2 separate regions of the Homo sapiens genome follow, and region 2 is linked to region 1. A link is a contact called in ENCODE Hi-C or POLR2A ChIA-PET data. All regions are on one chromosome and are shown on one strand. The core of a region is the stretch at or near the end of the contact, and the rest is flanking DNA. Distances in the headings are between cores, read along the strand shown. Region 1 overlaps INSR (insulin receptor). Region 2 holds the start of INSR (insulin receptor).

Region 1 (3,450 bases), core at 637-3,136:
ATCATGCCACTGCACTCCAGCCTGGGCGACAGAGCGAGACTCCATCTTGAAAAAAAAAAAAAAAAAAAAAGCAAAAACAAAAACAAAAAAACCCATTGAGATATTGATTTAAAAATTTAATTAAAAACATAACCCATTTCCCAGAGGAAAAAAAGTGCAGCTCGCTGCCAGCACTCCTTTAATTTTACATAAACATGTTCTTTGAGGCTGAAGCAAATCTGACTGATTTTCAATATGAGAAAATATAAAACGGTTCTTGGAGTTATTTCTAAACAGAACTTGTCTCTAATCTTAATGTAACAGAAATGTCTATAATGTTACATTAGGATTAGAGAATAGATTATTCTTGGGACAAATGGAAAAATGGGTTAAAATCCATAAATTAAGAAATCAATACTTTCGTATTTTTCCTTTCCGGGCAGGTATGGGATCTCCTTTTCCATTTGCTCAAATCTTTTTTTTTCTTTTTGAGACAGAGTCTCGCCCTGTCACCCAGGCTGGAGAGTAGTGGCACGATCTCGGCTCACTGCAACCTCTGCCTCCCAAGTTCAAACAATTCTTGTGCCTCAGCCTCCTGAGTAGCTGGGATTATAGGCACACACCACCATGCCCGGCTAATTTTTGTATTTTTAGTAGAGACGGGGTTTCACCATGTTGGCCAGGCTGGTCTCGAATTCCTGGCCTCAAGTCATCTGCCCACTTCGGCCTCCCAAAGTGCTGGGATGACAGGCATGAGCCACTGCGCCCAGCCAATTTGTTCAAATCTTTTATATTGTCCTTTCTTCATCTTTATCCTGTATTATTTTTGTGACGATGGTTCCTGATTTCTGTATCACAGAGTTTTGTTGTGTTAGTTATGGCTACTATGAATAGCATATTTACCCTGAATCCAGATACTTTAGTGAAATTGATTGGTAGGTTTTTAAATTGTTTTATTCATTGTGTGCAATTTCGTCCTCTACAAATTATGGTCATTTAAAAAAATTATGTCTGCTCAGTTCTGGAAGCATGAAAAAAATTATGTCTAAAATCATACCTCTTGTTTCGGTTTTAAATCTTATTCTATTGACCAGGGCTTCTAGACTAACATTAAATATTTAACAATGGTATTATCCGACATCTATGTTTAATAGATTTCCTAATATAAAATCATCCTTGCTTTCCTGTGGTAAAACCTACTTGGTTGTGATGAATTATTCTTTCAGCATAACGTTGAATTCGATTTGCTAGGTTTGCTTTGTTTCGTTTTCTGAATTCTTGCCATCTGTGTTCATGAGTGAAATTGGGCTATGTTTTTGGTTGGTTTTATTTTGCAATGTCTTCATCAGTTTGGATTATTTATTGTGTTCTAGCCACATAAAATGAAATAGCAGGTAACTGAGTATTCATTGACAAATTTTATGGTGCCATAACTTTTGGGGGGAAGCAATTCTTTGATAACTTAAGAAAAAATTTAGGCCAGGTGCGGTGGCTCATGCCTGTAATCCCAGCACTTTGGGAGGCTGAGGCAGGTAGATCACTGGAGGTCAGGGGTTCGAGACCAGCCTGGCCAACATGGTGAAACCCCGTCTCTACTAAAAATACAAAAATTAGCCAGGTGTGGTGGCGCACGCCTGTAATCCCAGCTACTCGGGAAGCTGAGGCAGGAGAATCACTTGAACCCAGGAAGCGGAGGTTGCAGTGAGCCGAGATCGCACCACTGCACTCCAGCCTGGGCAGTAGAGCTAGACTGCATCTCAAAAAAAAAAAAAAAAAAAAAAAAAAAAACCAAAACAGTGTGTGACTGGCTGTGACGTAAGGCAGTCAGACCTCTCCTTCGAAATGGGCCGTGATTCATCTTTATTTTTGTAGGGCTGTGTCACGTTAGAACCACTACAGCAAAAGTTTTCATTGGAAATCTAATAATGTTTTTTTAGTCTGCCATCTGGAGTCTGTGCTCCTTGTATGTCTTTATTGTTCAAGACTAAGAGTGGTGTGTGTGTCTGTGTTGGGGGGATGGGGTTTGGTAATTTTGCTAACATGGCTCTAAGAATCTGTCCCGCTTCCCAAAACCTCATTTTTCTCTGCTTTAGCAGTAGCCCAACACTGAAAACAGGGTACTGCTTTTTTAGAGGAGTTCTGATTTGGATTCCTTTTCTTTCTTTTTTTTTAGGCCAAAATTTTCATTTATAAATAGCTTCTGTGGTACACAACATGCAAATATTTTTGGTTTCATGATATTACACCAGAGTTGCAGAGTTGTAGCTGTTTTTTTTTTTTTTTTTTTTGAGGCAGTCTCGCTGTGTCACCCAGGCTGGAGAGCAGTGGTGCGATCTTGGCTCACTGTAACCTCCACCTCCCGGGTTCAAGCAATTCTCTTGTCTCAGCCTCCTGAGTAGCTGGGATTACAGGCGCCCACACCACACCTGGCTAATTTTTGTGTTTTTAGTAGAGACGGGGTTTCACCATGTTGGCCAGGCTGGTCTCGAACTCCTGACCTCAAGTGATCTGCCCTCCTCCTCAGCCTTTCAAATGCTGGGAATACAGGCATGAGCCACCACACCCGGCTGAACTTTTATTATTTTAAAAACATTTTTATTTATAGTAAAAGTCACACATAAAATGAAATTTGCTGTTTTTAGAAAGAATGTTTAAAAAGATGTGTACCATGTTGCCCAGTACAGTGGCTATTCAGAAACAGCCATAGTACACCACAGCCTCAAACTCCTGGGCTAAAGGGATCCTCAAGCTTCAGCCTCCCAAGTAGCTGGGGCTACAGGAACACACCACCACATCTGGCTTGCCTCCTTCTCCTTCTCTTTCTCCTTTTCCTTCTCCTTCTCCTCCTCCTTCTTCTTTTTTTTTTTTTGAGACAAGAGTCTCACTCTGTCACCCAGGCTAGAGTGCAGTGGCATGATCTTGGCTCACTGCAATTTCTGCCTCCTGAGTTCAAAGCAATTCTCCTGCCTCAGCCTCCTAAGCAGCTGGGATTACAGGTGCATACCACCATACCTGGCTAATTTTTGTACTTTTAGTAGAGACGGGGTTTCACCATGTTGGCCAGTCCCGAACTCCTGACGTCCAGTGATCCTCCTACTGCGGCCTTCCAGAGTGCACAGGCATGAGCCACTGTGCCTGGCTTGTTTTCTTCTTTTTTTAAATTTAATGAGTTTAGGCAGGGTTTCTCAGCCTCAACAGTGTTAGCATTCTGGGCTGAACCCCTCTCCGTGGTGGGGACTGCCCTGTACATTACAGGAAGCTTAGTAGCATCCCTGGCCTCCACTCAATACCAGTAGCAACCCCAAGTCATGACAACCAAAAATGTCTCCGGATACTGCCAAGTGCTGGGATCACAGGCATGTGCCACCATGCCCAGCTGATTTATTTTTATTTTATTATTTTTGAGACAGTCTCGCTCTGTCGCCCAGGCTGGAGTGCACTGGCACGATCTCAGCTCACTGCAACCTCTGC
Region 2 (3,426 bases), core at 493-2,992, 51 kb before region 1:
GCACCTTGGGAGGCCAAGGCAGGAGGATTGCTTGAGGCCAGGAGTTCAAGGCTGCAGTAAGCTAGGATTGCACCACTGCATTCCTGCCTGGGTGACAGCAAGATTCTGTCAAAAGGAAAAAAAAAGAAAGAAAAGAAAAAAAAAAAACAAACAATTGCAGGTAGTGGGGTAAACATGCTATGAAAATGAGAGAGAAGGGGCCAGGCGCAGTGGCTCAGGCCTGTAATCCCAGCACTTTGGGAGGCCAAGGCCGGTGGATCACCTGAGGTCAGGAGTTTGAGACCGGCCAGGCCAACATGGTGAAATCCTGTCTCTACTAAAAATACAGAAAATTAGCTGGGTGTGCTGGCGCATGCCTGTAATCCAAGTTACTTGGGAGGTTGAGGCAGGAGAATCACTTGAACCCAGGCAGGTGATGTTGCAGTGAACTGAGATCTGGCCATTGCACTCCAGCCTGGGCAACAGAGAAAAACTCCATCTAAAAAAAAAAAAAAAAAAAAAAAAAAAAAAAAAAAAAAAAAAACAGAGAGAGAGAGAGAGAGAAGGAAACGGAACTGGGGGGAGGATTTGCAAAAATATGGTTAGGGATGGCACTTCAGAGATGAAGCCATCCTGGAGTGTTACGGGCAAGGGAAATGCTGGGGCAAAGGCCCAGAGGCAGGAATAGGTTTGGCCTGTTGCATGAACAGTGGGTCCAGCTCCTAGCAAACTGTTTATTGAATGAAAGAAGAATGAATGCCTTGGGTCTAGGGTTGTGCTGGGCGCTTTCTTAAGTTTTCTTTCCCGGGTACCTCCCCAGAACTGGCATGCAGGTATTATTAAACCCATTACACAAGTGAAACTGGCCCAGAGACAGAAAAGTCCCTGGTCCAAGACCACACAGGAGTGAGGGGTGGAGGAACCCTCCTCCCATTGAGTTCTGGCTTTCCTATACTGAAAGCCCCTTCCTCTCCTGCAGTAAGGTAGGTGGAACCGCTGTCCCGCCTTGTTGGTGAATGTCGTTGCTAGACTTCAGACACATACAGGCTGGTCTGCTGAAAATCAGAGATGTCCACCTGCGCCCTATTCGAGGTCTCCGGCGTCTTCTTTGGCGTCGTCTTTGCCCTTTCAGAAGCGTCTGCACATTTTTCCAGGTGTCATTTCTCCAACTTGAACACAGGGAGCGCACTGGGCACGCGGGCACGTGGCTGTCCCCAGGGGCCTGGCTTGGGTCTCGCCCCTGGGCCGGGGCGCACTCGCGGGCGGGACATCTGGGGGCGCCCACGCGCTCTGGGACGAGTGTCGCTGGCCAGGCCCGGACTGAGGAAAGGCGAGTGAGACACTACTCGCCTGGGGTGCAAAATTTAAGGGAGTGAAAAAAAAAAAAAAAGAAAGAAACCAAAACCACCTCGAGTCACCAAAATAAACATTTTAATGCAGTATTTTTTAAAAAATCAACAGGAATCCTCCAAAGCCCACTATGAACAAAATAGCAAAATGGTAGAGAAAGGATCTGTGCCGCTGCGTCGGGCCTGTGGGGCGCCTCCGGGGGTCTGAAACTGGAGGAGACTCGGGGCTGTAGGGCGCGCGGATCTGGGGCGCGCCCTCGGTCCCGGCGCGCCCAGGGCCTCCCGCGCGGGGCCCGGCACAGGGAGGCGGGGAGGCGGGCGGGGCGGGGCGGGGCCGGGCGGCACCTCCCTCCCCTGCAAGCTTTCCCTCCCTCTCCTGGGCCTCTCCCGGGCGCAGAGTCCCTTCCTAGGCCAGATCCGCGCCGCCTTTTCCCGCGGCCCGCACGGGGCCCAGCTGACGGGCCGCGTTGTTTACGGGCCCGAGCAGCCCTCTCTCCCGCCGCCCGCCCGCCACCCGCCAGCCCAGGTGCCCGCCCGCCAGTCAGCTAGTCCGTCGGTCCGCGCGTCCCTCTGTCCCGGAGCCCGCAGATCGCGACCCAGAGCGCGCGGGGCCGAGAGCCGAGAGACAGTCCCGGGCGCAGCGCGGAGCTCCGGGCCCCGAGATCCTGGGACGGGGCCCGGGCCGCAGCGGCCGGGGGGTCGGGGCCACCACCGCAAGGGCCTCCGCTCAGTATTTGTAGCTGGCGAAGCCGCGCGCGCCCTTCCCGGGGCTGCCTCTGGGCCCTCCCCGGCAGGGGGGCTGCGGCCCGCGGGTCGCGGGCGTGGAAGAGAAGGACGCGCGGCCCCCAGCGCCTCTTGGGTGGCCGCCTCGGAGCATGACCCCCGCGGGCCAGCGCCGCGCGCTCTGATCCGAGGAGACCCCGCGCTCCCGCAGCCATGGCCACCGGGGGCCGGCGGGGGGCGGCGGCCGCGCCGCTGCTGGTGGCGGTGGCCGCGCTGCTACTGGGCGCCGCGGGCCACCTGTACCCCGGAGAGGGTGAGTCTGGGGGCGCGGGCGTGGGCGGGGAGCGCCGCGATGGGGAGAGGACCCCACCCAAGCCAAAATCGAGCCCCCGCTTGTGGACTGAGAACCCTCCCCAGGGGCGGGGGGCGGTGGCCAGGACGGTAGCTCCTGCATCGCGTAGGGGGAGCGGGAAGCCTCTGACCTTGGCCTTTGCCCGCCCGGGCTCGCGCCTCCGCGCCCTGCGTGCCCGACCTGAGCCCGAGGAACCTTGCCCCGGTGCCCGCCCCGCCGCGGGCTCCTCTCTGGAGCGCGCCTCCGACCCGTGCCCCGGCCCCTCCGAGCCCAAGTCGCTCCGGAGACACGACACGCGTCATCTTTGGGTCGCGGCCGGGAAGTGGGGTCACTGGGTCTGGACAGCCCCGAACAGCCAAGTCCCCCGAGCGCATATGGTGTAGGTAGAGCCAAGCGCCCTGAGTGCCTCACCGGTGGGTGACGCTGCCTGGGGTCAGGGACTGCAGAGCCCCCCTCTACCCAACTACCTTGGATCTAGGCCCGTGGCCACCCCGGACTCTAGGTCCATGTTTACCCTTTTGGGTTCTGTTTCCAGATGTCCGGAGGCAAATTCTAAAGCCTTAGCAACAGCAGCAATTGTAGCAGAAGTAGTGGCGGTTTTTTACCCTATTTATTGTAATTGGTATCACCGCACGCCACAGCCTAGTCTATCTTATCTCTCTGGACTGTCACAGTGGCCCCCGGAGGCAGATACAGTTATGCACCCATTTCACAGAGGAGTAAACTGAGGCTCATGTAGGACGCATAACTCCCTTGCCCTAAAGTCAGTGCCAGAGCCAGGACTTGAGCCTCTGTGTGTCCCGTTCTGCCCAAGAATCTGGACTACTGTCCCTTGTCTGCTGTCTCCTTGACCCCTCCTCTCCCCTCAGCCCTGCGCTTCATGAAGGAGCCTTTGACCTTGAGTGAGCCTTTCGTTCCCCCTGACCCCATGGGCCCCTCTCCCACGTGTGGGCAGCATCTTCCTTGGGCTTGACAATAGGCACCTTTGGGGTTGTAAGATGAAGATGGCGCAATCATTTAAGG

The links. Hi-C counts contacts between places; a loop is a spot of excess contacts on that map. ChIA-PET counts read pairs that join two places held with the same protein, here RNA polymerase II (POLR2A). Pooled maps may share reads with other maps.
Region 2: a loop to region 1 is called in a map of tibial artery, with 5 times the contacts of the local background. The contact joins the promoter of INSR here to the enhancer-like site in region 1. A Hi-C loop is called at or near these places in 22 of 168 maps with a recorded cell type or tissue (CD14-positive monocyte, GM12878, HCT116 and 14 more), 26 of 37 single-sample maps with no recorded cell type and 24 of 50 pooled maps. POLR2A ChIA-PET finds 5 or more read pairs at or near these places in 16 of 52 experiments (BJ, GM10248, GM12878 and 12 more).

What each region holds. Positions count from the first base shown.
Region 1 is chr19:7,241,552-7,245,001 of GRCh38, reverse strand. The region is part of intron 2 of INSR (insulin receptor); the gene reads left to right. Among named protein-coding and RNA genes, the nearest start is that of INSR, 51 kb to the left of the region's middle. Within about 2 kb of position 1,886, at least 11 of the 41 ENCODE cell types and tissues checked have a DNase peak (open chromatin) inside an H3K27ac peak, as active enhancers do; they include CD14-positive monocyte, GM12878, OCI-LY7 and 4 more, where a contact is called at or near this core.
Region 2 is chr19:7,292,730-7,296,155 of GRCh38, reverse strand. It overlaps INSR (insulin receptor), which reads left to right and starts at 1,742. Exons shown (of 22, transcript NM_000208.4): 1 at 1,742-2,364. The coding sequence starts at 2,265. RefSeq lists silencers at 1,161-1,340, 1,481-1,870, 1,891-2,170, 2,311-2,450, 2,501-2,560 and an enhancer at 2,542-3,300.